Regions from separate parts of the Homo sapiens genome. Here regions 2, 3 and 4 are each linked to region 1. Evidence: chromatin contacts called from ENCODE Hi-C or POLR2A ChIA-PET data. All regions are on one chromosome and are shown on one strand. The core of a region is the stretch at or near the end of the contact, and the rest is flanking DNA. Distances in the headings are between cores, read along the strand shown.

Region 1 (7,419 bases), core at 2,338-4,837:
CTCATCTTTTTTTTTTGTGGTTTTACTGTTATTTATAACAAAAATAAGTTGATTTATTTTGCTGATTTTTGAACTTAAATGTATCACACTATATACTTTTTTTTCCAAAATGATTTGTTTTATAGCATTCATACATAACAAAAAGGGCAAGTATTATAAATCCAATTCTTTTTTTTTAATCTTCTTTTTGTCTTTTTTTGAGGCAGGGTCTCACTATGTTGCCCAGGGTGGTCTCGAACTCCTGGACTCAAGCAGTCCTCCTGCCTTGGCTTCCCAAAGTACAGGGATTGATTACAGGCATGAGCCACCATGCCCAGCCGCAAATCCAATTCTTACATACACAGGGTATAGTTGTGAAGCCTTTGCTGTGGGCTAATGCTTGTGTACCCTCCAAACTTATACATTGAAATCTAATCCCCAATATGATAGTATCAGAAGATGGGGCCTTTGGGAATTGGATTAGTACCTTTATAAAAGAGACTGCAGAGCATTGGCTAATTCCTTCCCTTCTGCCATGTGAGAACACAGAGAAGGCACCATCTGTGAGGAAGAGGACCCTCACCAGACACCAAATCTGCTGGTGCTTTGATCTTGAACTTCCCAGCCTCCAGAACTGTGAGAAATTTATCTTGTTTGTAAGCTCCCCAATCTAAGATATTTAATTATGGCAGCCTGGACAGTCTAAGATGTCCCTCTAATTCTAGGCCCAGGCAAATTCATGAGGAGCTAAAACTGTTTAATTCCTTCACTGTTGCCTTCCAATACCCTCCACCACTACATATTCCATTTTAGCTTAACATCAGGATTGATCCATGTTGACACATGGGGCAGTAATTGGTTTTCAGTGAGTTCTGTTGTAACACGACATGTGCATTCGTAAATGTCGCCACTGCATTGTATAGTCATGCAATAAAAACCACAAGGTTTATGGGAAAAATGGGATTAGGAGCATAACACTTAACCTCATTTGGGACACATTTTTAAAAAGGTAGGAACTTAATAAAAGTATCACTAAACCACAGTTCATTTGCTATATATAACTTACCTGTGTACCTGTGTGGCTACAAAATATTATGAACAGGCCTAGCAACAAAGTTAACTAGCAAAATGCTTCTACTGTTAAAGCTCCAGACTGATAAATTTGTTTGAGGATATCAGATGTAGGATTGATAGTCATACACAAATGTTTCAACACAACTATGAAAGTTCACCAACTCATTAGATTAAAATAAGTTTTTCAAGAAAATCTGAAGCCAGTTGGCATACACAAATCTGTTACAGTTGGGGGAGAAAATGTTTTCTTGCCCTAATCTTCAGATTATCAATGAATCGGTTTTACTCATATAGATTTTTACAGATAATCCACATTTAAAATATTGTGTGAGATGTGTCAAAAATATAACATCTTCCAACCTTAGCCGTATTTTTTAGTGTAAAAAGCTTATTGTAGATACATGGAGGCCACAATTTCTTGAAGCATGATCCTAGTAGACGTCTAGAATTGTTTTGATTTTAGCTTACTTTTAGATTAGTTGGCAGAGTTTTTATTGGGGGAAGTTCAGGAGTCAGGTCAAATGTTCATAGTTAAAGTAGTTGTACTATTTTTTTTCTTTGTTTTCTTTCCATTTATTATGTCAGGGATTTAAACTATGAAGTTAATGAGTAAACCCTCTTTTATACCCAGAAGGATGATTTTAAAGAGAAATCAAATATATTTAATATGTTGCAGGCATTGAAAAATGGTAATTGCTGCTCAGCAAGCTTTCAGTTAATACTATTTAGATCTTTTGGGTTTTTTGTGAAATTATTTGCCAATATTTAGAGTACACAGTATCTTCCATATTTGTCTCTGGTGTGCTCCACAACTTAAAATTTTCAAATAAGCTGCCAAAAGAGAGAGGGTTTTTTGGTTTCACTGGTTCATACTAGATATGGGGCCAATTGTGGAAGATGAAAGGTGACACCATTTCCCTGTGACTCAGAGGTGAAAACAGAAGAATGATTTAACTTGCATATAGATGACTCCCTTTGGGAATATGAAGGACAGTTAATGTTTAAGACAATTATTTAAATTGTCTGAATTTGATAATCTTTGTTTTTGTTTTTTTTAAAGCATTAGTTGTAAACAAGGAAACTGTTGATGTGCCACACCATATTTATTGCAATAAGGAGATGTGAAATAATGAGAAGTGTATCTGTGCCCTGATATGGTTAGGTTTTGTGTCCCCACCCAAATCTCATCTTGAATTGTAATCCCTATAATCCCTACGTTTGGAGGGAGAGACCAGGTGAAGGTAATTGAATCATGAGAGCAGTTTCCCCCATGCTGTTCTCATGGTAGAGAGTTCTCATTGAAATCTGATGGTTTTATAAGATGCTCTTCCCACTTCACTCAGCACTTCTCATTCCTGCTGCCTTGCAAAGAAGGTGCCTTGCTTCCCCTTCCTCCATGATTGTAAGTTTCCTGAGGCCTCCCCAGCCATGCTTAACTGTGAGTCAGCTAAACCTCTTTCCTTTATAAATTACCCAGTTTTGGGCAGTTCTTTATAGCAGTATGAAAACGGACTAATGACAGTCGCTGACTCTGGTTCCTGAGACAGAGCTCCTAAAACCCTAGATAGGACTTCTGGGATAATCTTTTGTTCTAATCTTTGGTCTTTAACCTGGTTTCCTGACACAGAGCTCCTAAATCTCTTGGAATTTCCTAGGTGATAGGAGCATCGTTTGCTCTAATGAGGCAACTCTTGGTGGGCTCCTGGATGGGGGCTGGTCACCAGAAGGACCCAGCCATGATTAGAAGCTTAACACATTCAGCTCTACCCCCTATCCTCTCAGAAGGGGAGAGGGGCTCCAGGTTGAGTTAATAATCCATCATGCCTACAGGATGAAGCCTCCTCCATAAAAATCCCTGAACTGGCAGTAGCTGCCAAACTGGAATAGGAGAAGCTGGGCCTGGAGGAGCTGAGAGAGTTCTTGCCACTGTTGGTGTTGGCGAGTGGCAGGGAGCCAGGACTTGAGGGTTGGGGTGTGTTGTGATGCCAGAGCTGGCGGTGCAGAAGGTGGTGGTCTACCCCCTGTTGCTTCTCAGTGTGGTGGATCACTTCAGCTAATTTGGTGAGGTTGGAAACCAGAAGCATGTTGGTGTGCTATTGGGGTCATGGCAAAAGAAAATACTTGATATGTCCAAGAGTTTTCAGTCCCTTTTTATGATGATGACTAAGTCCTTTTTTATGAAGATGACAAAGATGATCTGATTTTTAGACCAAGATTATTTGGAAAACATTTATGGATTGTTTAAGAAGGTAAATAAATGCCAGAGAAAGAATATTTGGGTGGCACCACACAGGCCATAAACTTTACAAGAATGCCATTGCCATCAATGAAGTAATGAAATGATGCTGCCCTAACTCTTGTTTTGGTCATTATTGATGTGAAACCCAAGGACCTGAGCCTGCCCACAGAAGCATATATTGTGGAAGAAGTTACAGAAACATATACAGTGGAAGAAGTTCATGTTGATAGAACTACAACCACAAAAACATTTGAGCATGTGACTGTGAAACTGGAGCAGAGGAAGCTGAGGAAGTCAGAGTCAAACACTTGTTATGAGACATCAAAGACACTACCGTGGGTACTCTTTCCTAGCAGATTATTAACCAGGTCTATGCATGGCTTGAAGGGTAAAAGTAGCGACAGGCAAGCTACCCATAAACCATCAGATCATCTGCCTGCTGTAGGATGTCTTCAACCTGCTGCCAGATGTCAGCCCTGATGAGTTTGTCAAGGCCTTTCACCTGAAGACCGACCACCAAATGGAGGTGATATACTTGGCCTTGCTGATCTGTTTTTGGTTGCCCTGCACAGCCTCATCAACAACAAGATTGCTAACCAGGGTGCAGAGAAGAAAGACGGACAGGAAAAGAAGAGAACAAAAAGGATAGAAAAGGAGACAGAGAGAAAGACAAAGAAAACATAAACAGTGATGAAAGAAGAGAAAAAGGAGAAAAAGTAAAACATGTAGCTTTTAAAATTTGTAAATTAACCTAATAAACTAAATCAGTGTGCTGCTAGAAGGTTCTTGCTTGCTTTTAGTGCTTTTTGAAAAGCTGTTCTATTGACAACCCTCTGCTTCTGGCCACCCTTGCTGTGGCATTACATGGAAGCAAATGGATAGAGGGACTGATCTTGTACCTAATACTGCAGTTTCAATTGCTGTGAGTTGAGGATGTAATAGTCAGCTCTGGCTTCAGATTGTGTGAGAAAAATTAAGAGAAGTCAACATAACATTTTTGGTACTCATTCTTTACCTGTAAAACCAGGAGTTGAGTTTTTCCCCACCGTAAAAGACTCTTGGGGTCTATTTCTGGTAATTTACAAAATTGCTGAACAGAGTGCATGAATTCCACCCATTCTCTGCCTTTTAACACTTTTGAGTTCTGACCCTTTTGAACTCTGTTGAGAAAAACCACACCACATTTTGGATCTACGTGTAGTTCTGGCATTCTTAGGGCTTGGGATCCAGCTTTATATTTTGTTTACCTTCGAAGACACAATTAAATGGTTTGGTTAAAAAAAAAAAATCCCTGAACTACCAGGTTCAGAGAGCTTCCAGGTTGCTGGACCCATGTAGCTTCTTGGGGGGCGGCACACACAGAGAAGGCATGGAAGCTCCAGCCCCTTCCAACATATGCTTGGTAATATCAAGTATTTTATAAAAAATGAGTAAAACATAAATATTTCCCTGAGTTCTGTGAGCTGTCCTAGCAGACTACACCTGAGGAGGGAGTTGTTGTGGGAACCCTCCTGATTTATAAGCCAGTTGGTCAGAAGTAGAGGTGACAAACTGTTACTTGTAGTTGTTGTCTGAAGTGGGGGGCAGTCTTGTTTGATGAGCCCGCAACCTGTGGGAGTTGACTCTGACTCCAGATAGTGTCAGAATTGAATTGAATTATAGTACACCGAGTCGGTGTTCACTGGAGAATTGCGTGCTGTGTGGAGAAAACCCCACACACATCTGGGGTCAGAATTGTTGAGTGGAGTATATGAGAGTATAGTAGGAAACCCCACAACCTCCAGGTCGACCAACTACCTATAAATTGGGGGTTCCCATGACTCCCTCTTCAGGTTCAATTAATTTGCTAGAGTGGCTCATAGTACTCAGGGAAACATTTTACTTATATTTACCCATTTATTATGAAGGATAAATTAAAGGATACAAATGAACAGGTAGATGAAGAGGAGATACATAGAGTGAGGTTCAGGAAAGTCCCAAACAGGAGCCTCTGTCCCCATGGAGTTGGGTATGCCACCCTCCTGGCATATGGATACAATTAAGTAGCTCAAGAACATAAAACTGATGGGTTCTAATAAAGCAAGGAATTAAGATTTTAGATTAAAGTAGCTTTGATGAAAAGTGAATTCCATAAGACACAGAAGAACCTTGGTGCTTATATCTGCAATTCAGCTGGTGTTTTCTCTTCTCCAGTTTTTAGACTCTTTGAAGTAGCTTTTGCTCTTGCCAGTAGAGTGTCTGAGCACTGCTTACCCTGAGCAGATGAGGAGTTTGCTCCAAATCCAGGATGGTAAATTAAGGAGATTATCAAACATTACCAAACAAATATCTTGTGCAGTATCTTCTATCTTTATGAGAAATTAGGTACAGCATTTAATTCACTTTTTTTTCTGTCTTGTAAGTTCTTGATAAAGTGTTTTGACATGTTTGTTAGGCAAGTATGTAAGGTTTTTGTTTGTTTGTTTGTTTGTTCCTTTATGAGATAATAAACTAGTTTGTGACATCAGCCTCAAAGTACCTGACTGTATGAGACGGATACCAAACCAAACTGTTTTTCTTGCTCTGAAACTCATCACAACACACTTCTGACACCAGGCAATCAGATGCACCCCATCTCCGATGTATACATGTGACCTTTGTATCTCTCTTTTTTCACTTAGCATAATGTTTTTGAGGTTTATCCACATTTTAGCATATATCAATACTTCATTCCTTTTCGTGGCTGAATAAGATTCCATCACACACACACATATATACACACCACATTTTGTTTATTCATTCATCTCTTGATGGACATTTGGGTTCTTTCCACTTTTTGACTGTTATAAGTAGTATTGCTCTTTGTGTATAAATATTTGAATTCTTATAATTATTTTCCATTTTGGGGGTCATATACCTAGGAGTAGAATTCCTGGGTGAGATTCTAATTCTCAGAAGCTACACTATTTTACATTTCCACTAACAATATACAACAGTTCCAACTTCTCTTCATCTTGGACAACACTTGTTATTTTCCCTTTTTTGGTTTTGGTTAGTTATTGCCATCCTGATGAGTATGAAATTGTATCTCATTGTGATTTCAATTTGTATTTCTCTAATATTAATTAGGGAAGAGGTTGAACTTCTTTTCATGTGCTATTTGGCCATTTGTATATCTTCTGGAGAAATGTCTATTCAAGCCCTTTGCTCATTTTTAGTGGGTTGGCTTTCTTTCTGTTATTAGAATTCTTTATGAGGAATTTGGCCTCAGGCCAAAATCTTACGTGATGTTTGAGCCCACTATAGACAATTACAAGGCTTTATCTGACAAACTCAATGGCGGAAGCTGCTTTCCCCATACCTAAGGAAATGTTGACCTAAAAGGAAGAGTTGAGGCACAAAATATAATTTAAAGAGTTTACTTGAGCCAGAGTGAAGACAGCTGCCCCTGGTGTGTGTTAAAGTTGCCTTGGGGAGTGTACCCTCAGCCCTTGTTACAAGCAAATTTTTAAAGGGAGAGAGAACAAGGAGTGGGCTAATACAAAGTTATTTGACAGGAATTCTCAATAGTTGACAGATATATCATTGTTCAGTGATTGGCTATACATTTTTGAATTAGAGGGTATGAGTTAGGGTGTCCAGCATATGGCAGTTGTGGCTTCTTCTTGTCAGTTAGCCTAGAGCCCACATAGCAAGTGTCTTCAAGAGATAATTATTTAGCTCAAGGGGGAGTGATGTGACTGCTGTTTCATTCCAGTGCCTCTCTGGACCTGATAATTTAAACAGGCTTGCATTCCTCAGATAAGTGTCTTTTTTTTTTTTTTCCATGCCAGTGTATGCTGTTTTCTGGAGGTACTTACTGGCAGTGACTGAGACTCCCTGCAGCCACACTCACACACAGCTGTATTCCTAGCTCAGGTGACTCTGTTTGGAGGCCTTCTTATGAGGAGATGGGGGAGTTGGCTGAGGCACTTCCCAGGTACCTCCACTGAGGCTTCCTTTTGGAGGCTTTGACTAAGGTATTTCTGTCTTATCTGACTCAGTACTTTTCTGCTTCTAGCCCTTCCTCCTCTTCCTCCCCGTGGGCCCCTGGGTTCATGAAGATGCAGAGAGGCAGCAGCCTTCTTCAGGGCTTCTCAGCAGTGAGA
Region 2 (7,419 bases), core at 1,631-4,130, 410 kb before region 1:
CTTCACACAGTGCTTGGCACACGGTAAGTGCTCAATAAATATTAGCAATGTGAGCTATCATTAGTATTTTATCATTATAATTGGCAATCATACTTCTGACAAACTATAACGTACAAACCATTTCATTTTTATTTTCTTCCTCTAGGAGCTATATAACAGCCAATAAACACTTTATAGGTACATTATTCTAGTCTGTGAACAAGTGTGAATTACACATTTGAATAGGGTGAATTTAGAGGAAGCTGTTATCTTCCCTGACATTATTCCAGTAACGGAAGCCACTTCATTGTGAGAGGAAGAGTCTGCAGAGGTGAAGAAATGTTGTTTGGGTTCTTTTGTTAAGTCACTTCTTCAAAAGTGATGGTAAGTGTTACAGTCACCAAGGTGACTGTAAAAAAAAATACGTAAAATGAAAATAGATGCATTAAAAAATAATATTTTATTCACAAACTAGACATCTAACAAAGGTCTAATATTCAGAACCTTTAAGGAACTTAATTGAACAAGCAAAAAACAAATAATCGCATTAAAAATGGGCAAAAGACATGAATAGACAATTCTCAGAAGAAGACATACAAACGGCCAACAAACATATTTTAAGAATGCATATGTACCCTAAAACTTAAAGTATAATAATAATAAAAGAAAAAAAAAACATTGGCAGCATTTATAAGAACTAACTAGTTATAAGTAGTTCACTAAGAATGACCTCATCACAGGTTTTAGCTGAAACAATATAAAACTAAAGAGGTCAAAAAAAAAAAAAAAAAGAATGCTCAGTATCACTAATCATCAGAGAAATGCAAATCAAAATCACAATGTGATACCATCTCACACCAGTCAGAATGGCTATTACTAAAAAGTCAAAAAATAACAGATGCTGGTGAGGTGCAGAGAAAAGGGAATGCTTATACATGGTAGATAGGAATGTAAGTTAGTTCAGCCACTGTGGAAAGCAGTCTGGAATCAGCCTTGGTGCCCATCAACAGTGGGCTGGGCAAAGAAAATGTGGTATATATACACAATGGGATACTACACAGCTATTAAAAAAAGAACAAAATCATGTCCTTTGTAGCAACATGGAGGAAGCTGAAGGCCATTATAAGCAAATTAACACAGGAGCAGAAAACCAAATACCTCATGTTCTCACTTATAAGTGGGAGCCACACATTGAGTACCAATGGACATATAGATGGCAACAATACACGGGACTATAGAGGTGGGGGAAGGGTACAGAGTTGAAAAACCTAACTATTGTATACTATGCTCAGTACTTGGGTAACGAGACCATTCATACCCCAAACCTCAGCATCACACAGTATACCAATGTAACAAATCTGCACACGTACCCCCAAATCTAAAACAAGCTGAAAAAAAATAATTTTTAAACAAAAAGAAAGGATGCTTAATGGGTCACAGCCAACAAAACAGTGACTTAAATAATGGCATCATGCAACACATTTCACTTTGTCTGGTCAGTCTCAGTCAGAAATCTAACTGCTAAGATTGATTTTCATTAATCATCCAAATAATAAGCCAAAAATACTGTTTTATGTAAAGGAAGGCTTAAACACAAATGATAGTAGGCGATGAGGAGCATGAGAAAAAAAGTTGTAAAGCTGATGGAAAATGAAAAATAAACAAGTAACTGCACAGATAGTCAAAAAAGAAAGCAAAATCTTCCAAAGAAATTGCCTTTGCTGTTAACAAGTAAAATAGACCTTTCTCCTAAACAATCCGGAATGCTTTATTAACTATTCTTATCATTTCCAGATGCTTTTTCAAATGATGACCTACTTCCCATGCTCCTTTATTCAGTTAAAAAAAAATGAGTATGTGCTTACTACACCCCTACACTCAGTACTAATGGCTGAGATGTAATAGTAGATGGGCATAGACTTGGCTTCTAGGAACTCCTAGTTTTAGGAGTCAGATAAATAAATAGTCAATGATGACATGATGTGATTAGAACTGTGATGGAAGTAAGGACAGGTACGAGAGAAGGAAGGACAGATGAATGGACAGATAGAAGAAAATTGTGGGGCTTTCACCTACCTGAAAGATTAAGAAAGGTGTTCTGGTGGAAATGACATTTAACCTAAGGCCTTCAGAAAATCAAATTTAGGAGTCCAAAAGTGAGCTATTGGCTTAGGATTTAGTTCTAAGGGCTGAAAGATGCAGAGGGAATTGAAAATAGTGTTATAATTCTAGGATGTGTTCTTTGGAGGAAAGTTAAGAAGACACGAAATGTAATTTTAAGATGATAATGTGTAACAATCCACTTAACCCAACTGTCAGCTCCCTATAATAATATTTCAATTTCAAATCTGTTCCCTTCTCTTAAGTTATGAAATTCACATTTCCAGAGACATCTAAATTAGATCATAAGTTTCTTAGATTCCTGACCTGGTAAAAAATATACATGGTATGAAGAGAACAGTACTGTGTTCATTTAAAGCCACCAAATATGGAACTAGAAATCAGAAGAAAACCAGAGATGGCAAAATTTAGACCAATGGCAACTCACTCATCTATGCTGGTAATTTCACTACCCTTCATCCTGACCAAACCCAATCATAAATGTCAATCAGCCTATCTCAAAATTAGTGATATTTAGAACTTCACCTAGCAATTCTAGAAAGCTTTTGGCTTGCAAGGTATCTATGAAAGAAAGAGTGGAAGTTTTGCACCCCTTTCATCTAATCAAAATTCAAAATTTCTTCCCCCTTCTATTGTTATTCATTTATGAGCACAGATGTGCAAAAACCAATTCATTTTAAAGTCAAATACTAAATATGATGACTTACATCTGTACAAAAATCTGAAGTGCAGTACCGATACTAATGCGGTGACATCAGCAAGGCCAAACAGGAAGCTGAGGTATAGCCCCCATCACACACAGACACTCTCTCTCGGTCTCTCTCTCTCTCTCTCTCACACACACACACCCCTACACACAAACACACACACACACACACCCCAAAAGTGTCTCAGCTATAATATTGCATTCACTTAACGAATAGCCTTATTGCAAAACTTTGTGGTTTGTGACTAGGGTCTATTGTGCCAGGAAAAATATCTCCCTCTGTGCATGTTAAGCTTCTTCTGACAAGAAGCACTAGAAAGATACAAACCACCTATGTTCTTAGCAAGAATGACTCATTATTATTGGCACAAGGAGAATACAACTTTGTGGTAAGGCTTTTTGTTCTCAACTTGAAAATACCTAATCTGATATCCTAAAGCCTGGAGAAGAAAAAAAGAAGGATATCTTCAACTATTATCCTCCTCACTAGGGATTTAAGAAGGAAAGGACAATGGCTAAGGTGTGTGATAAGGTTACATCCTGCTTGACCCACCGTGTTTCCTGGAACAGAACCACTTGGGCTTGGGCCCGAGTTCACTTAAAGTGAGATGGAATGAGGCAAAATGATGTTCCTGATCTATTTTCTATTTCTTTTATTCCACTTATCCTGGAAAGTCAGGAGGAAATCATCCTCAAACTCTCCTCTGTTAACTGAGTGGGATAGCCTTACAAATTGAGTTTGGTTTATAAGCAATGACTGTGTTTTCGGTTTGTTTTGCCCCCAGCATCTAAGACAATGTTCTGGACACAGTAGACCCTTACCTTAATAGAGGCTCTTTTGTTCCAGCTTTTGTCTACCCCGTCACTTAAAGTGTCCCGTGTCACACAACGGGACAGTGTGGCAGTCTAATAGTTTCTAGGGAAAGGTGGGGAAGGAAAAAACAACAAATGAAGAGAAGTCTCAGTTCCTTTCTTAGCTGGTGATTGCATGAGCCATGCCCTGATCTCCCACCAGAAAGGAACTTGGCAGGGAGGGGCTTTGTCTGGTAAGATGTGAAAATGGGTGCTTTGCTTTCATTGCTCCTTCCTAACTTCCAACTTCCTTCTTTTTTACCTCCTTTTCTAAGCCTCTTAAAATAGAAATGTCCCACTAACACCCAGACGTTGTTGACTTGCAATATGATTTGTGGTCTCCAAAAGAAAATGCTAAAAAATTGTTTTAAAAAATTCAGGTCAGATCAGGACTTCCCCAACCCCCTCAGCAACAGCCAGTATGGGAATCCAGTTAACAAAAGAAAATGCTGAAAGGAAAAAAAAATAAAGGCTAAGTACTTAAAACACAAAGAACTGGTAATAGATAAGTACCATGAATTTTTCAACCCCACCCCTGCAACATATCCCACAAAATTATTCTCAGCTGTACATTTGCATAAACCAAGAAAATTCTAGCTTTGGAGAACATTTATAGAGTACACAGTTTACCACAGGAACACCCTTTTGGGTTAAGGCACAACTTCATGTTTAAAAGCAGAGAAAAGACTTAACTTCTGCATCTCAATTGTCACCTGAGTTTCAATTGATGTAGCAGCTCATGTCCCTCTCAAGTAGATATCAAGAAATTATCCATGTCAAGTTCAGTAGGAAGTGAGTATCCTCAAATCATCTGTTCCTGAATAAGGAATGAGATTAGATTTTTTTTAAAAATATCAGCTAGTCAAACACAGGGCACACAGTATGCGTTTAATAAGTACCTGCTGACTGAGAAGACACATGGTACAGTAGTTTAGAACACGGGCTTGAAGTCGGCCTGCTTGGCTTTAAAATCTTGTCCTGATCACCAGCTGTCTTACCAGCTGCCCCAGAACCCTCGTCTATAAAATGGGCATGATGACAATAATAGTGCCTACCTCACAGGACTGCTGTGAGGATTAAATGAGTTAATACAGTGGCTTTCCAAGTAGGGTCCCCAGGCCAGTAGTATCAGCATCAGCATTACCTGAGAACATGTCAGAAATGCAAATTCTTAGGACCCACCCCAGGCCAGGGAATTCCAGTGCATATTCAAGCAAGGGAAACAGACTAAATAATTTTAGGCATATTGCTTTCCTCTGGGATTTTATGGTCATGTCTAAGGGAAAGGTGGTACATTGCCTCTCACTCGGACAGAAGAAGGGGATAAAAGTAGAAGAGAAGAGAGGTATTTTATCTTACTAGTGGAGATCATCCATGTACACCTACACACGGTACAGCTTACCAGAGTGAGCTCTTACGTAAAATTAGATCGTCCAGTATAAAAAGCGAAAGGGTCACACTGGAAATGCAAAACTCAGTAAAGAAAATGTATCTCAGTTGTGCTTGCTATTAGATTCAGGATTATTTTCAAAAAGGAAATCCCATGAAGAGTCTAGTTGTGGTCCTCTCACTAAAATATTATAAAGAGTTTAATTTTATCTTACAATTGCTAAGCACATTGTGACCATTCACTACTTTTATTTGCATTCACTACTTTTTTTTTTTTTGAGACAGAGTTTCACTCTGTTTCCCAAGCCGGAGTGCAGTGGCTCCATCTCGGCTCACTGCAACTCCACCTCCCATGTTCAAGCGATTCTCCTGCCTCAGCCTCCTGAGTAGCTGGGATTACAGTTGTGCGCCACCATGCCCGGCTAATTTTTGTATTTTTAGTAGAGATGGGTTTTCACCATGTTGGCCAGGCTAGTCTCAAACTCCTGACCTCAAATGACCCACCCACCTTGGCCTCCCAACGTGCTAGGATTACGGGCGTGAGCCACTGCGCTCGGCCCACCATTCACCACTTTTTTATTGTGCTGTTGAATATCACTTCAAACATTAAATTCATATTATAAAAATCATGAATCTTTACCAGTAATACAATTTGAGAAAAATAAAAATTAAGTTGCTGAAGCAAAATACCTTATGTTTAAAAGGAAGACCCTAGGCAACAACGATTCTCTAACTCTGAAGGGATGCTGTTTAAAATGTACGTTTCTGGGCTCCTTTCCTCAGAGATTCTAATTCGTAGGTCTGGAATAATGCCAGGGACTCTGAAATTTTAAAAGTCTCTTCCCCCCAACTCTGATTCCACACCAAGTCATTCAGAAGCAGTGGTTGATAGATTACAATATGCTAAAAGTTTTTATCTTTAAATAACCTTAAATGAGTAATATCTTCTGATTAAGCAAAGTCTTCAGAGCTAAGAGCTAATCCTTTATACATGGGAAAGGTTTAAACTCTCTTTGATAGAAAGCTTCCTAAAATGTATTCCACATTTCTCTATCATCTAACACATAACACGTAGGATATAATTTACTCTTGATGACTGAGGTTTGTTTATTATTGTTATGATTGATATGTGCTATAGTTGCCGGGAGCATTCAACAGAGTTGACTGAAACATGGATCCCTAAAATGGCTCTACAACTCGAAAAAGTTCTGAACGTCAGGTTTAGCTTTTGAGTCATTTCCCCCGCTGTCAAGGTGGCAAATATATAGCCCAAGAAGGTGGCTTTTGAGTCATTTCCCGCAAGGTCAAGGTGGTAAATGTGCAGCCTCAGAACCTCAAGGATAATGCGACAGAGCTGCAAAATGAATGGTTGCTCCAAAGATGGAAGCAGCCTTTGTAAAACTGCCTTAGTGACAGTTAACTTTTCAACATCATACAATTTTTGTTAACACCATGCAAAAACCTATGGTGTTCAGCAGCATAGCATACTCTATACCGTAACCAACCCTCTTACTGAAGAAAAGACATAGTGGATAAATTGCACTTCCAAAAGTTCTTTTGAATACCTCAATGAACTGGCAACAACGTAAGACCTGTTATAGATTGAATTGTATACCCCCCAAATTCATACGTTGAAATCTTGATTCCCCCAAATCTCAGAAAGTGTCCTTGTTTGGAAATACGGTCATTGCATATGTAATTAGTTTAGATGAGATCATTCTGGAATAGGATAAGCCCCCAATCCAATATGACTGGTGTCCTTATAAAAGAGGAAAATGTGCTAGCTGGGTGCAGTGGCTCATGCCTGTAATCCCAGTATTTTGGGAGGCCAAGGTGGGCAAATCACCTGAGGTCAGGAGTTCAAGACTAGCCTGGCCAACATGGTGAAACCCCGTCTCTACTAAAAATACAAAAATTAGCCAAGCATGGTGGTGTGTGCCTGTAATCCCAGCTGCTTGGGAGGCTGAGGCTGGAGAATCACTTGAACCTGGGAGGTGGAGGGTGCAATGAGCTGAGATCATGTCATTACACTCCAGCCTGGGTTACAAGATCAAAACTCTATCTCAAAAAAAAAAAAAAAAAAAAAAAAAAGAGGAAAATGTGGACACAGACACATACATAGGGAAAATGTCATGGGAGGATGAAGGCATGGATCAGAGTGATGCTTATATAAGCCAAGGAGAGAAGCCTGGAATGGATCCTTTTCTCATTGCCCTCAGAAGGAACCAACCCTGCCATCATCTGGATTTTGAACTTTGAGACAATACACTTCTGGTGTTTAAGTCACTAAGTTTGAGGTGTTTTGTTACAACAGCCCTAGCAAACTAATACAAAACCCAAAAACATAAGGCAAGTCTTGAAGCTAGTTTTCA
Region 3 (7,419 bases), core at 2,070-4,569, 310 kb after region 1:
AGATAAACCAGGAGAAAGTAGTGTCATGGACACCAAGAGAAGAAAGAGAAAGATTTCAGAAGAAGGTGATAATGCACCCTGCTGAAAGGTTTAGAAAGATAAGGACAGAAAAGTCTAATTTGCTATTGGATTTAGCTAAGTGGAAGTCAGTCAAGTAATAAGGTTGGAATCCAGATTGGGGTAGGTTGGAGGATGAATATTTGAATAAGGAAGTAGAAATAGCATGTTTTGAATAATTACTTAATAAGGTTTGTTGTGAGTGGGGAGCAGAGGAATGAGGAATTTTTATAAGTAGAAATTATATAATAGACAGGAAGACACTTATCAATGTTATTTATTAATAAAAACAGATTTAGCTAATTCACTGGATTGTTTTGAAAAATCAAATGATTTCTCCAAAACTGCTCTATAAACCATAAACCTCTTTAAGAGTATTTTTAGGTATCTGATTTTTCTAGGCTTTATAATTTTTGTGGGTCTTCTGTGTTTATCTTATACAGTAAATACATGCTGATTAAGGTCTACATGGGTTTTAACTTTTTTTGTGTAGTGTTACATAAAAATGGATGTTTAATGAATGCTTTTTCTAAATGATTTCCTTTGGAGCTTTGATTAGTCATTTTAGTCCCCTGGGCTTCAATTTTCCCATTCTGAAAATAGATGGTAAGTGATGAAGAAATGTGTTTACTGTCATAGAGAGACGTCCAAACATATTGCTGAGTGGAAAAAGGAGTTTAAAAAACAACATATAATGTATAATTTCATTTTTATAGAACTATGTACATACATCATATTTCATATACCAATGTCTGGGAGAATTTTTTAACAAAATATCAAAATGAAATTATGTTTCTTTAAACTTAATATAAAATAGTAAAACTAAATTAAAAAAATTTTAAAACCATGCAAAAATAGATAATGAGTTTTCCTCCAAGGTAGGACAAATTTTATCATTTGTAAAGGAATAAATATCAAAATCAAGGTGGCTTACTAGAAGAAAACCCTAGGTTGGTTTATTTGAGCCTGGACCCATAAAGGACCATGCTAATGAGGAAATTTCTACTATTCCTAAGTGAAGGTGGAAATCAGGCTGGATCCAGGTGTCTTTTGGTCCTGCCTTAAACTTTGTCACTTTCTATAAGCCCATCCTTCAACATAATCTATTTCCATCTATGCTTTGCTAATAGTAACAACTCTACTTCCTAACCCATTTCTATAAGCAAGTTATTTTGGCTCTGCCTTTGAATAATTTTGTCAGTTAAATCCTGATTCCTTCTTTTTATTCAGGGCTTTATCCTAAGAATGCTCAGGAATCCTGAGTCCCAGCCCCGTGTCAGTTTTGGAAGACAAATTTCCTGCCTAGCTCTGCAGCACAAATGCTGCTCTGCCAGTTTTTCTGTGGCTTTGTTCCACCTTATCTGCAGTGGCCAATGGTAGGTATCATGTCCTGGTGCCCTCTGATGCAGCCTGCCACTTGCTCAGCTGTACCTTGGCATATATCCCTCTGTTTTGCGGTTCTTTGTGATTGTCCCTTTCAGATTAGAAGTGCTTTATAATAAATTGGTAACTGTGCTTATTTGGCTGTTGAAAAGGGAGTCCTTTTAAAAAGGAAACTTAGCCCTTAAAACACATACACACACACACACACACACACACACACACACACACACACACACACATTTAAATATTTTCCAGATTGCTTTCTTTGCTTTTAAAGGTCACCTGAAGGTGAAGGGGTTGAAGGACATTTTATTGGGCTGTTTACTCTGCATTAAATGTCCTTCCTTCTTTCTCCTTATCTAGTACAGCCCTACCTTCAAGGTCCAGCTGAAATTCCAGCCACTCTGTGAAACTTTTCTTATCACCCTGGCCTTGGAGATTTGCCCTTTCTCTGTGCTCTGGTAACACAGAATGTCTGCATTAGCTTTTTCAAACTTAGCCTATGCTGCCTGTCTGTGAAGTATAAGCTTTGTTTTCCCAATGAGACTATCAGCTTTGTTTTCCCAATGAGACCATCACTCGTTTATAGGCTTGGAGTAAGAGTGGCTGAAATCCTATCTCCATCACTTGTGAGCTGTACGACCTTGTTCAAGCCACTTCCCATCGCTGTGCCTTAGGCTCCTTCTCTGTTCAGTGTAGTCATAGTACCTATCTTTTAGAGTTGTTGGGAAGATTAAATGAAATAATACATGCAGTGTGTTTAGTACAATGCCTGGCACATAGTTAGTGTTCAATAATTAATATATTTTATACACTTGTAATTTAACTACTATGTAGTTAAAGGAACTGGTGAAACAGTTATGAAACAGCTAATAGTCTACAGAAATAGTTTCTGCTCTGCCAAATCCAGCAGGGAGCCAGAGGGCAAGGGAGTCAATTAAAGCACAGCAAGAAATTGTTTTTGCCCCAGGGGAATTTACATTCTAGGATTTAATAACTAATTAGCCAATTATTTATTTAAATACTAATCTTTTCAGAAGTACAGGGTGCCATAAAAATGTCTGTGTCTCCCTGAAAGTCTTGGGGAGGTTCCCCTGAGGAAGTGGTAAATGAATTTAGATCTTAAAAAGGAATAGGTGTGAACAAGTTGAATGTCAGGAAGTGTATTCTTGGCAAAGAGAAGACCATGTGTGGGGACTTTGAGCTGGAGGGAAGTGTGGATAATCTGAGGACCTCAGAGACAGCCAGTGTGGCTGGAGCATGATGGCTGAATGAGAAGAGAGAGAGCTCCAAAGGAGCCAGGTTGGATTTTAGGTCTGTCATTTTCCCAGTATCTTGTAACTATACATTAAGGAGCTTATTTATACTCATTAATGATTTAGTCTACGTGGATGCTGGTTCATCTGATTCTTTTAAACAATAAAAGAAAGTGTTTTCTGGGTATATGGTATATCGATAAGAGTCTGGTCAGGAAAACAGAAACTGCATTGGGCATTTCAACAGTGAGAATTTAATATGAGAAGTTGGTTAAACAGGACTGGAGAAATAAAAACCCAAAGAAGGGATGCTGAGGTCACAAAGAGAGAGTGACTATAAGAAGCTGCTGCCTCTCCAGATCAGAATCTTAAGCTTTGTCTGCATTGCCTCTCTCTCTCACTTCCAGTCTCTCACAAAGTCCTATCTTCACAGCTCAGAGAGCTATAATGCAGAACCTTATGTGTCAGGGAGTGGAGGACAGGAGGTGCAGGCCTGGTTGCTGCCCAGCACGTGCTGGTACCTCAGGAGCTCAGAAGAGCTGGGAAGACTTCCCAGCTAGTGCTGGTACCTGTACCTCTAAGAGGGCACATTCAGGTTAGTTCTTAGAATACTAAAATAAAAGAGGAGACTGAAGCCAACTGCCCATCCCAGGATGCAGAGCTATTATTGCTCAGGTGATGATAGGAAGAGGAAGAAAGCAAAGAGTCTGCCATTTAACCTCCCTCTAGCGGCCACTATTGGTAGAAGCTGACAGGGAGTCAGCAGGTTAAGCTGATTTGCAGAGTCCTAGACCCAGTATCACGTAATAAAGATATGAGGGGTAAAAAATAAGAACAATGGAGAAGGTGGATATTGATAGCTGGATATGAAGGGTGACATGGTCTTGCTTTGGGTAGCATTTGACTCTCTTATTTCTGCCCTTCAACATGCAATACATTACTTTCAAAGTCTTTGCAGAAAAATTATTTTATTAACTCATTAACTCTTTTGAGAGTAATCAAAATGAATTATTTTGCTAAAGCAGAAACATGGAAGAAATCTTTTTGTAAGTTTTATGCCATGCCAGTCACTGATTGGAGATATATTTATATCTATCTCTATATAGAGATAGATATTTTCACACATACAGACATATACACATATATATTTTATTTAATTTAAAAATTGTTGAAAAAGAACAAAAATTTGTAAGATCTCACTGTTGGCCTTCAAGCTGTTGGAAACTATGATACACATTCATGAAAAGGAGACTGAGGGTCATTATACAGGTTGGTTTCAGCTCCTAAGGGGTCCTGCCATCCCAGATCTGTGAACTCCAGGGAAAATCTCTACTTTTCTACCATTTCCTTGGTGATTGATTGCAAATCCCCTGGGGTTTGGAGAATCACATATATCTTTCCTCCCAGCTTCTGCTATAGGTTTTCATTTGCTGTTGAAGTTGAGCAGGAACCACCCAGAGCTCTACCCAGAGACCTTTTTATTTTCCCCTACCCCATAGCGTGAAATATTTTTGTTGCTTAAACCACAAACAATATGTTATAAATCATTTCTCAGTATTTATAAATAAAAATATTCTTAAAAGTTACACATTGTTTAAGCACCAAGCTGACTGAATTCCAACCACAAGCAACAGATGTTTTAGTCATCCCAAGCAATTCTAACGAAGATAAAACTGTGATTTTCATTTGATATTTTGGAACATTAAAAATAATTGTTGGAGTCCCCAATACTACTTTTAAGTGCCTCAGGAGACACAGACTTAGGTATAATTTTTTTCATGTGTACTATATTAAAAGATACATTTGCTTGGAAGACCTGTTTAGTGCAAAAGTGTGACTTTCGGCCAATTCCTCTTAATTAATGACAATGCTTCAGTTAAGTACTTTAGTTCCTTTGTATCAACTCCCATATTTCTCCAGAGAATTTGTGAAATAAGCACCTTGACTGGTGTGGAAGGAGTTTTTACTACAAATTTTTCATAAAAAAGGAACATTGAAATGCTACTTATCAAATTGGCTCATCTGTCTCAAATATTCATTTCCTAGAAATAATCCTTTGTTATTATCCGTAATAACTGAAACCTTATCGTTTTATTTCACCTGCTTTCTTTGTTTTGGTTTTCAGCATTAAAAAGCAATAATAACTTTGGCAAAAAATAATTCCTGTAGATCATTATTTTGAGGGTAGTCCTACTTGGCCTATTAGTTCCGCTGTAGTGCAATGTGTTTTGATATTGTTACTTAAATCAACACCAACCAGAATTACTGGCAGTCACAAACAAAAGTCTAATAATTCAGTGTTGAATTGTAAAGCAAAATGCATTTAAAAAATTAAGACTGCAAAGAAAGATGGAAATAACTGTATGATAAACATATAGACATGTTTATTTCTCAAAAATATGAGTTTGTTATAGATTCCTTAAAAAATTGCCTGGTTATCAATTTTTAAAAATAAATTACGCATTATTTATGTGTTTGCTTTTCTGCTGGTAACAATATTTATGTAACAAACAAAAAAATAAAAAACAAAAAAAAGAAAAACCCACAGTGCAAACATAAACCTTTGATGAGGCTTGGAATTCTTTCTACTTTTAATCTGCATAACATTTGCCTCCCCTTCATTGGCTCAATTATGGATTTGAAAGACTGATTCTCAAAAGGTGATCCTGTATGCTTTGCCTCCCAGTAGAAATTTTGCCAAAGAGTGCTGGATTATGCCTTATGTTGTAGAGTTGCATACTTTAACATTAATGTATAAAAAGGTAATTTTTATTAACTTAGCAAAGTAGAAACATTGACCATTGATTATGAAACATGGTTACTATTTTTAAATTAACAAACTTAAGAAAACATTAAAAGATGTTAATAAAAACCTAAGTAGCGTTTTGTACCTTCCTTGATGATCCTTAGCTGTTGTCAATCAAACTGCATCTCTAGTCTATTTTTAGTCTGGAAAGAAACTGCTTATCTTTAACTTGCCCAAAGACTCTTCTGGGGCTTTTCCACTATGCTGAAATTTTAATAACATCTCTAGATAGTTCTTCATTTCTGTTACAAGATTTAACTTCCTTATTGAGGCAATCTTTTGACTGTCTTCAGCTTCCTCAGTTATCAGTACTTAGTTCTCTTGTTAACCTAAGTTCCATGTACCTAGTCTCTTACTTTCTCCTAAATGGGGTAAAAATTCATTTTTATTCACAAAGCTACTGCTGATGGAGAGAAATTACAGGTGTGATGTACTTCTCCTCAGTAGTAGCATACCAACTTAGCAATCACATTTTCCCCCCTCAACTATGCATAAACTTACTAGCTTCATTTGCCCCTTCTTTAAAAAACAAACAGACAAAAAAACAAAACAAAACAAAACAATTTTGAGCTACTTTTCTTTTTCCTTGGCAAACTGCTCAGCTGGGTGCCTGTAAAATGAAATGTACATCAAATACATTCCATAGCGACCCTCACATTCATGATCTAATATGGTTTATTGCTAGTGTTACCTAGACCATATACTCTAAGTTAAACATCTAAGTAATATTGAAATGTAACTTTCAAAAACACGTTAAAATTCTCTAGGGAATCAACAAAAATGCAAAGTAATTTTAAAACAAATTCTAATATTAGAGAAAATAATAACTATGTGTAAGGGTGCTTTCTATGGCTAGCAAAAGGAAGCCCCTTATAATAGCCCTTGGTAGGCAGAGCTGTTTTGGCGGGGAGGACATAGGAAACATGGCATAAGGGCCAAGGAGACTCCTACGACTGAAGAATCAGGAAACTGACCTCATCCCTTTTGAGTTTAACATTATTAGAACATCATTGGTAGACAGAGTTCAACTAACTTCAGCTAACTGAAGTTCGCTCCTAAGAAATGTGTAGAAGTAGTGTCCCAATCTTAACACCAGGGTTGGCGTGTTGATGGCACATATCCACAATATGTGGATATGGTAGAAGGTATTCTTTACTAAGCCAGACATATGCTTGGGATCATGTTTAGCTGCAATGACTGAATATGTGATTATGACTTAAAACAACTGCAGCAAGGATCAGCAAGGCAATCACTGCAGCTGGACAAGCATCCATTGGGCTTCTAGTGTTCAGTAACTGTGTAAATGTGGTTGCTACTGAGGAATTATGCTAGCGGTCTCATTAGACCCTCTGGTTCTCTCCACTTGGTCGTTTGGAAGTAGAAACGATCACTTGGGGCTGAATAAGCATTAAGATACTTGTATAATTAACAGCAAGCAGTGGTTTCTAAAGGAAAATACTGGACTTGCTAATAAGTAATTAGTTAGTAGTATAATGGCAGTATAATCACCTTTGTATTTTGAGCTGATAAAGAAGGTCATATCGGTAACATATGTTTGAAAATGTTAATATAGTCATAATTTTCTCTGAACTTCCATAGTTAGGGCATTTATCATTTTTATTATATTAAAACTATTTTTTCAAACATCTTATCTCTCCAAATTTTGATCATTGAAGGCCATGACTTATCTTTATATCAACCCTGGCTTTTTCCTCCCATTGTAGTATAGCAGAATCCCTCATGCAAAATAGAAACTAAATTAACTAAATAAGTATTAAATGATGAAATAAGATAATAAATTAGAAACACTGAAAATATTTCAAATTCTGAAAATTCATTTTTTTCATAAATAGTATTTATTTTTTTCAAGAAAAAATTTTTTTTGCAGCTAAGGTTTGAGATAATTGCTATGGTGGT
Region 4 (7,419 bases), core at 1,922-4,421, 290 kb after region 1:
TTTAACAATGAACTTTTGTTTCTTATTTTCATTTTTGAAAAGTACTGAGTATTTAATCTTATGAGTATATAGGAAAATTGGGTGGTATTACATGACACTCCAAAATGCTTTCCCTAAAAGTTACCCTCCCATGGATGAGAGTGGTCTGATGGATAGTGGTGGTCTGTGATTTTACCCTACTCTTTCTCTATGAGAAGAGAGGCTCAAGTTTCCTTCTGGATCTAAATGGGTAGAATATGTGTCCAGCCCCTACGGGGTATATTGCCTCTCTCCATCCTCTGGCAGGAGAGGTGCTACTCTGCACCGTGGTATATTTACTTAGTGTACTATATACGTTAACAAATTTAAAAATGTATAAAGTGGAGATTTATGAATACAGAGAAAATAGGGGTAGGGAAAGAATGGTAAATCTAGAAGTGAATCCACAAAATGCATGCTGAGAGGTTCTGTATGGTGGATGGGCAAGGGCCCCCAGTTGGCTTTGTGCCTAGAGAAAAACATGGTCCAATAAGTGAATCAGTGTCCATAAGATACAACAAGCCAGTGCCAGAAGACAAGCTCAATGCTTCTTTGTATGAAGGCAAGAGGGAAGTTTTTCCAGTGGGTTTTCCTAAGGAGGATACTTCGAAATGTAATGAGCCACATTCTCAATAGTATCTTGACAGGCATTTCATAGAAGTGCTTCCTATAATGTTCCTCAGATAAAGGCTGATGGCATAAATTCACAGCTCAATTCAATAAAAATTCCTATCTTAAATTCTTTACAGAACAAAGTAAGGTATGAATATACACATTTTTAAAAGTCATCAAAAGATGGCAAGAACTAAATGAGACAGTCTAGGTATGAAAATCTCTGCTGGCCTGGAACCACCCAAAGACAGATTTTAGAGTATGCAGTGGAATGTCTGGATTTTCAATCCTTCAGGCAATTCTCCGTAATGGTGTTTCTAAAACAAGCTTTTGAAGTATTGAAAGCAATGAGTTTGATGGGATCCTGCCTGACACATACCTCCTGGAATTCACTCTGCCGTGTGGCTGATTATGTCCGGAACCCATTGATAATTCCTCATGTCAACGTTGGGAATGCAAGCACAGACAACACCTAAACAGAGGCCAGCCTGCCTTTTCTTGGAGGTGGGCCAAGGAATGGTTATGGGAGCGTGAAAGCTCTTCTCACAATTCTAGTTCTTCCCCAGTGCATGGAGTAATGGAAGGGCCCCAGCATTCTATACCTGTAGAACATTATGGTAAGAATTGAAGTATGCGACAAAAGTTAAACTCTTTTTGAGTTCTCTTGGTCCATGGGGAGCTGAGGTTCTTTTTTGACCGGGCCTCAGATACATCTCTTTGGCTTCATTTTAACACTGTTCTCAAAATCACCTCAGAATGGTACCTGGAACCTCCGTTTAACTCACTCCTTGGTTCTACTTTGGTTGCTCTATGACTGTCCCACCTCCCTCACCCCCCTCCTCCACCCCCCATGCTCTGAGCAGCTTGGCCTATGTTTTCCCTTTATCTCTCTCTTTGTTTTCTTTCTTTTGGCCCACCCTCCCTCCTCCCCTCTCTTCTTTCCTTCCTTCCTTCTTATGCCTGCCTTTCCCCTGCCATAATTCATACCTAACCTCACAGGCTCTTTCAGAGCTGTTAAGTAAAATTCTATAAGTAAAAACGCTCTGTATAATTTTTTTTCACCTGCTGCTCAACCTACCTGGTGACCCAGAGCTCCAATTTCTCATAAGAATTGCCACTACCTCTCTTGATTAAATTTTCAGGTTCATATTTTTGCACAATTGTTTTTTATAAACATGCATGAACACAAATAGGATTATTTATGTGATTTATTTCAGTCAAATTACTCTGATTCCAACCAATCTGAAGACATCTCCAACTTAACCATGGTTTTGGACATGATGCGGTGGGGGGGACAGTAAACCATGTTTTTTATTATATCCTGTCTTTGACAGATATTAGGAGACTAGACCAGTATGGAGTGAGATGACATTGTTAGTGATTTTTTCTTGGGATGCTTATCACATTGTACAGAATCTCATGTTGATCTTTCTAATTTTTTTTGTAATCCATGCAAGCTGTATATTTCCTTGTAAAAAATTGATATTTGGGAAAATATTTTTACCCTGAGAAGTTCCCAGAAATAGAGATTTTCTGAATCTTATGAGCTATGAGACATTTAACCAAAGAAAATTTTCAAAAACTATTTTAAATGGAAGCTCCATATATATTGTGCTTAATTTTGTCAAGAGACATAGTCTTAGGAGCACTTTTGACAAAATATCTGCTGTTCTGTTGATAACCTTGAAGCTGACCTCTTTCCCATTAAAGAATTAACATTTGGAATTTTTATATGAATGAATAAAACTGCAATGTCACCTTCCATTTAAGCAATATTTTTCACTTCTTTGGCATTTCTAGCCAGTCTTTTTTTTTAATTTGTGTCCTTGAGGTAGTCATTCATTTTGGATCTTAAATATCAAGCTTTCAGCATTTGTCCTTTTAGAGACTGTGTCATGAGGCTGAACTCTAATACTTGAAAATGATTAGAGTTTGCCACTTTACAACCGTTCTGATAGTTCATCACCTGCTTGGATTTCAGCTTACTCTGTAAATTCAGGTACTTAATACCTGACTCTGAATAAAAATATTTTGAAGTGTTTTAGCAACCAAACAAACCATGCAATGAGAAAGAGGTGCAGACGACTCGCTTGTGGTTATGGTTGTCAAGGAAACCATTTCCGTATATAGTGTTTGATAACAGCCATGTTTTTTTAAAGGCCATAAAAACAAAGCTTGTCCAGAAGTATGAAGAAGAAAGCATACAATGAAATAAGCCACAGCCAACTAGAAGTTATGAGAATGCATTAGATGCAAAATGCTAGATATCAATTGATGAGATGTTTTACAACATAGAAATTAAACTCAAGAGGGATAACATGTTGAAAAGTGTGGCAGAATGGGGGTGGCAGCAAAATGCCCTTGTTGAGGCAAGGTCAAAGTCTCACTATGTTCTCAAAATATACTGTGTGCATTTTTAGAGAAATTGTTTAATTAAACAAACAGCTTCATCTTTGCCATACACAAACTCGTGGAATGGAATTTAAACAGCTTTGATAACATAATCAGTGAGAGGCTTGAATATATTGCCCAGCAATAGACTAGATTGCTAGAGCTACACAAGCTGCAGGAAATGGAGAGCTTATTTGGGGGTTTTGTCTAGTTTATGCTACGTTTTGCTTTAAAAGAGAAATGAACTGTAGTGCATAGTGATGCTGAAGATCTTTATGGAGGAAAAAAGATCCTAAGATGTTGATTATGGATAAAGTCTATTTTGAAAGCTCTTTCTCAAGGTCTATACATATAGAGCAAAACCCCAAGGAGGAAAAGATGGCTGGGTATGGTGACTTATGCCTGTAATCCCATCACTTGGGGAGGCTGAGGCAGCAGATCACTTGAGGTCAGGATCTCAAGACCAGCCTGGACAACATGTGAAACCCTGTCTCTATTAAAAAAAAAAATAGCTGGGCATGATGGTGCATGCCTATAATCCTAGCTACTCAGGAGGCTGAGGCAGGAGAATCACTTGAACCTAGGAGGCGGAGTTTTCAGTGAGCCGAGACCGTGCCATTGCACTCCAGCACTCCAGCCTGGGCAACAGAGTGAGACTCTGCCTCAAAAAAAAAAAAAAAAAAGAAAGAAAGAAAAGAAAAGAAAAAAGAAGAAAAAATGATGTTGGTTTGACATTACAGATTTTTATTCTAAAATATGGTTTCCCATTCATAAAATGTGAAACATAAAGTATGAAAGATGTGGCAAAAGTGGAACTGTAAGGTGCATGATTCTATAGAGAAAAGGGGTAAATTGAGCCTAGTCTGAAACTATCCAACCTACAAAAAAAGAACATGTGGTTTAAAAGATACATGATTTGACATGTTGGAAGCCAGATGAAAGTCCAATGAAAAGACATAATTTCTGAATAGATTCTAATGTCTAAAAGAAATGATTTCATTCTTGCTCGAGCAATTTTTTCTTATTTCATAAACTATTAGGGTAATTATTTATGTAAGCAGAAAAATTGATTTTGTACTTCTCCCTTCCTTTTTCTTTAATATGTACACATAACTGCAGCATATGACATAGTAAAATTTTCACATTTGTTTCTTTACAATTTACCACAAAGGAAATGTCGTTTGGGCAACTTATGATGTGCAAAGATAGAGCCAACTCACTACTGCCTGTTGCCTCACACTTAAGTATCATTTATTTCTAAAGATCATGAAATGCTTATTTCATCCTAATGCCTCTTTCACATTATTCCATCAGTATTTTAATATAGAATAACAAAAGCAAAACAGAATTAATATATTTTAAGGGCAAGACGACTGACCTCAGGATGACTGATTCTCTTTTATGAGAATGCTGTAAGAAAGTAAGTGGGAAATGAATCAGAGGAGGAGAACAAGACATCACAGAATGTCCTCAGATCCCTGTGGCATTTTAGTCTGTACAAAAAAGACCTAACCCAGTGCTTCACATCTAGGTGTTTAATTTTTCCCCTTCCATTACCTCCCAGACCTTGCAATCATAATTTTCAGATTTTTTACTTTCTGTCTCTTAAAGCTTCCATTTTCTAATTAGTCAGTCTAAAAGCATGAGAATGACCAAAATGGTGAAAAGTCTGGAAATCATATTATATGAAAAGGGGAGCATGCATTTGAAGAACTGCCACATAGAAAAGGAATTTCACTTTTTCCGTGTGACTTTCATAGAACCAACTATGACCAGTGGGCAGTAGGTATATCATAGTAGATATTCAAGTCCTCAGAGTTGCTAAAAATAGACTCAGCTGCTTTAAGACATAGAAAACTAGCCATTTTTTGAGGGGGCCTTTTAGGATTTTCACTGCATCAACTATCTCCAATGGCACGTTCCCTTAGGCTGGACATTCTCATGTCTCTTCCTTTAATCCAAGCTCTTCTCCTAATCTCCTTACTACCTAAGTGTGAAATAGGCACCAAGTCCTATGGATTTGATCCCCTTACTGTCTCTTGAGCCTGTCCTCTTCCTTCCATCCTACTGCCACTCCATCATAGTTCCTGTCTCCTTGAAATGTGAGCTTCCTGAGGGCATGAGTTGTCTTATTTTTTATACCTAGTTAGCTAGCACGATAGCTGGTTACTCAGTAAATACATACTGAATATGTGACTTTCAACAATTTACTTTGAAATCATTTGGTTTGAGTGGCAGCCTGGTCTATTCATTCAATAAACATTTTTTGAGCATCTACTACGTGCAGTGGAGGATATCTGGATGAATAAGACAAAGTGATTTCCCCCTCAAGCTCATAGTCTAGTTGGAAGAAAAATATGTAAACGAAAATGGATTTGGCTCAGGCAATGTTATGAAAATAAATAAATACCTGATCGACTTAATTGAAGTTACAGCCTATCAGATTTCTACCATTTGGCAGGAGTTCTGCAGCCAGATCCACCAGGTGTTCTTTGAGAGGCCAAGGAGAGGGCTGGGTATCATAGGGCTAAAGGGATTGCCTTCTGGAGATGTGAGAGGACGTCCATACGTGAATGAGTGAGCCAGGCAAGATCACGAGGAAAAGCCACAGTTCTGGTTCTTACTACCAGCCTTTCCTTGCTAGGGACCATCTTTCCTTAGTTTAGAGTTTCTCATGGTTTTATTTTTCTCCTCGGGCCTCATCTCTTTCCACATCAAACTCTGTTTCATATTGGTTTGCTGTCAAACTGGTTTCTTCTTAAATTTGCAGTGCATATGTAGTTTCAGAGCTTTTGATTTTTCAGTCTCCAGTTGTTTAAAGTTCAGACTTTCTGCTTGGCTTCACAAATATAGTTAGCTATTATATGATTACTTAGTTACTTATTTTCCTATTTCCAATTTTATGAATCCAGGCAAATGCATGAAATGTTAGAGATGAGAGGCTCCTCCAATGTTATATTTTCTGTTAACCAGTTCATTGAATGCCTATTCCCTCCCTGCACCAAATGTTCCAGTCAAAGTGTTCTCTGCAGCTTCAGTGAGGGTGGTTTTATGGACCACCTTGGATTTAAGAAGGGGGAAAATACATTCTTGGCTGAGTATGGCATGTAAGACTTTTCTCTCATTACCGTAATGCTCTTCTCCCTCTAGTTATTTCTGGTTTCCAACTAATAAATGTCCCTGAGCTATAGTCCTCCTGCAACAAAATGTGATTTTATTATTCTAACTTTTTCAGCCTCCTCCTACATAAGCAGGCTTTGTATGACTATTTTAATAGAGGAAGAACATTGGGGAATTGATCTAGTGTATATGTGCATGAGCACAGAAGAATCATGGGAGAGAGATCAAGATGAAGGAATAAGAGATGTACATGAAATAAAACTTGGTCTTCTATACTTGTGACCACAAGTTTTATTTTCCTTTATTTTTGGCCTCAAATTTCCTTCCATTTAATCTCTAATTGTTCTGACATTCAGAACACCAGACATTGAAGTGAGCTTTGTCTCATGAACCTTGACTCCCGGCTCTGAGGTCTGAGTGTCTGACTCCACGTACACAGCAGGCAACCTGTGACACGCCTAAGCCACGTGATGCTATCACATCGCATCACAGTCAAGTGAAAAACAGGTAAAGCCTAAAGTCTGTCAGTGGAATAAAAAAATAGCCTCAGGTCACTTTCCAAAAGCATTTGACTTAAGAGGGGAAAAAAAGGCTGTATTCTGATTTTATAATCTAGCCAGTTATTCATTCACCAGAAATGTGTTCTTTTCCAGTGATGCAAGGCTTGCTTACTTTATCAAGTTATTCCATTACTGCCTTGGAATGACTGGAGGTGGGATGGAGTACTATGGAAAACAAAGCAAAAAAACATGTTTTCAAACTCTCTTCAACTCATTTAAACGTTCCATTTAGTCGAACAGGCATTTGTTTGGATATTCCTTTCCAAGTCTTGAGATCATTTAAGTGCCTATACTCTTTGGAAATTCTCCTCCATCTTTTCCTTTTCATTTAGAATTAAGTTAAATTCTACTGTCATTTATTGTTCACCCTCTGCATACCAAACTTGGCATCTCTGCTGATTTTCTGTTTCCGTAGGAATGAAACTGCCCTTGAGAAAATATCACCTTCAAACCTTATGTTCATGGAAGGCTTAGATCCCATACTTACTTAGACCTCTTGGGCTCAAGATCACATAGATTTTTTTTTTCCTCAGTAAGTAGTTCATTCTAGAGGTGGATAATATAGAATTGCATGTTTTAAATGATGAAATATGACCAACTCCAGACTTACTAAGAAAAAATTTTGACATGGATAATCTCAAACTCAAACTGTATAATGAAAATTATGCAGAACATTGAAGTCAGACATGAACTAATCATCTTTCTAAACTTATCCAAC

The links. Hi-C counts contacts between places; a loop is a spot of excess contacts on that map. ChIA-PET counts read pairs that join two places held with the same protein, here RNA polymerase II (POLR2A). Pooled maps may share reads with other maps.
Region 2: a pooled map shows a loop between it and region 1 (4-fold over the local background). The contact joins two enhancer-like sites. A Hi-C loop is called at or near these places in 2 of 50 pooled maps. POLR2A ChIA-PET finds 5 or more read pairs at or near these places in 2 of 52 experiments (GM10248 and activated CD4-positive, alpha-beta T cell).
Region 3: a loop to region 1 is called in a pooled map, with 2.2 times the contacts of the local background. The contact joins two enhancer-like sites. A Hi-C loop is called at or near these places in 1 of 37 single-sample maps with no recorded cell type and 3 of 50 pooled maps. POLR2A ChIA-PET finds 5 or more read pairs at or near these places in 3 of 52 experiments (AG04449, activated CD4-positive, alpha-beta T cell and naive thymus-derived CD4-positive, alpha-beta T cell).
Region 4: a map of naive thymus-derived CD4-positive, alpha-beta T cell shows a loop between it and region 1 (5-fold over the local background). The contact joins two enhancer-like sites. A Hi-C loop is called at or near these places in 1 of 168 maps with a recorded cell type or tissue (naive thymus-derived CD4-positive, alpha-beta T cell) and 10 of 50 pooled maps. POLR2A ChIA-PET finds 5 or more read pairs at or near these places in 5 of 52 experiments (BJ, CD4-positive, alpha-beta T cell, CD4-positive, alpha-beta memory T cell and 2 more).

What each region holds. Positions count from the first base shown.
Region 1 is chr1:185,277,809-185,285,227 of GRCh38, forward strand. The region is part of intron 18 of SWT1 (SWT1 RNA endoribonuclease homolog); the gene reads left to right. It overlaps LOC105371651 (a long non-coding RNA gene), which reads right to left. Exons shown (of 3, transcript XR_922360.3): 1 at 5,546-7,419. It also overlaps the pseudogene PSMD7P4. Among named protein-coding and RNA genes, the nearest start is that of IVNS1ABP, 36 kb to the right of the region's middle. Within about 2 kb of position 3,588, at least 2 of the 41 ENCODE cell types and tissues checked have a DNase peak (open chromatin) inside an H3K27ac peak, as active enhancers do; they include CD4-positive, alpha-beta T cell, where a contact is called at or near this core.
Region 2 is chr1:184,864,236-184,871,654 of GRCh38, forward strand. The region is part of intron 5 of NIBAN1 (niban apoptosis regulator 1); the gene reads right to left. Among named protein-coding and RNA genes, the nearest start is that of NIBAN1, 110 kb to the right of the region's middle. Within about 2 kb of position 2,881, at least 10 of the 41 ENCODE cell types and tissues checked have a DNase peak (open chromatin) inside an H3K27ac peak, as active enhancers do.
Region 3 is chr1:185,592,837-185,600,255 of GRCh38, forward strand. All of the region lies in intron 2 of LINC01350 (long intergenic non-protein coding RNA 1350), which reads right to left. All of the region lies in intron 1 of LOC107985239 (a long non-coding RNA gene), which reads left to right. Among named protein-coding and RNA genes, the nearest start is that of LINC01350, 32 kb to the right of the region's middle. Within about 2 kb of position 3,320, at least 3 of the 41 ENCODE cell types and tissues checked have a DNase peak (open chromatin) inside an H3K27ac peak, as active enhancers do.
Region 4 is chr1:185,564,465-185,571,883 of GRCh38, forward strand. All of the region lies in intron 2 of LINC01350 (long intergenic non-protein coding RNA 1350), which reads right to left. All of the region lies in intron 1 of LOC107985239 (a long non-coding RNA gene), which reads left to right. Among named protein-coding and RNA genes, the nearest start is that of LINC01350, 60 kb to the right of the region's middle. RefSeq lists a silencer at 1,159-1,359. Within about 2 kb of position 3,172, at least 7 of the 41 ENCODE cell types and tissues checked have a DNase peak (open chromatin) inside an H3K27ac peak, as active enhancers do; they include CD4-positive, alpha-beta T cell, where a contact is called at or near this core.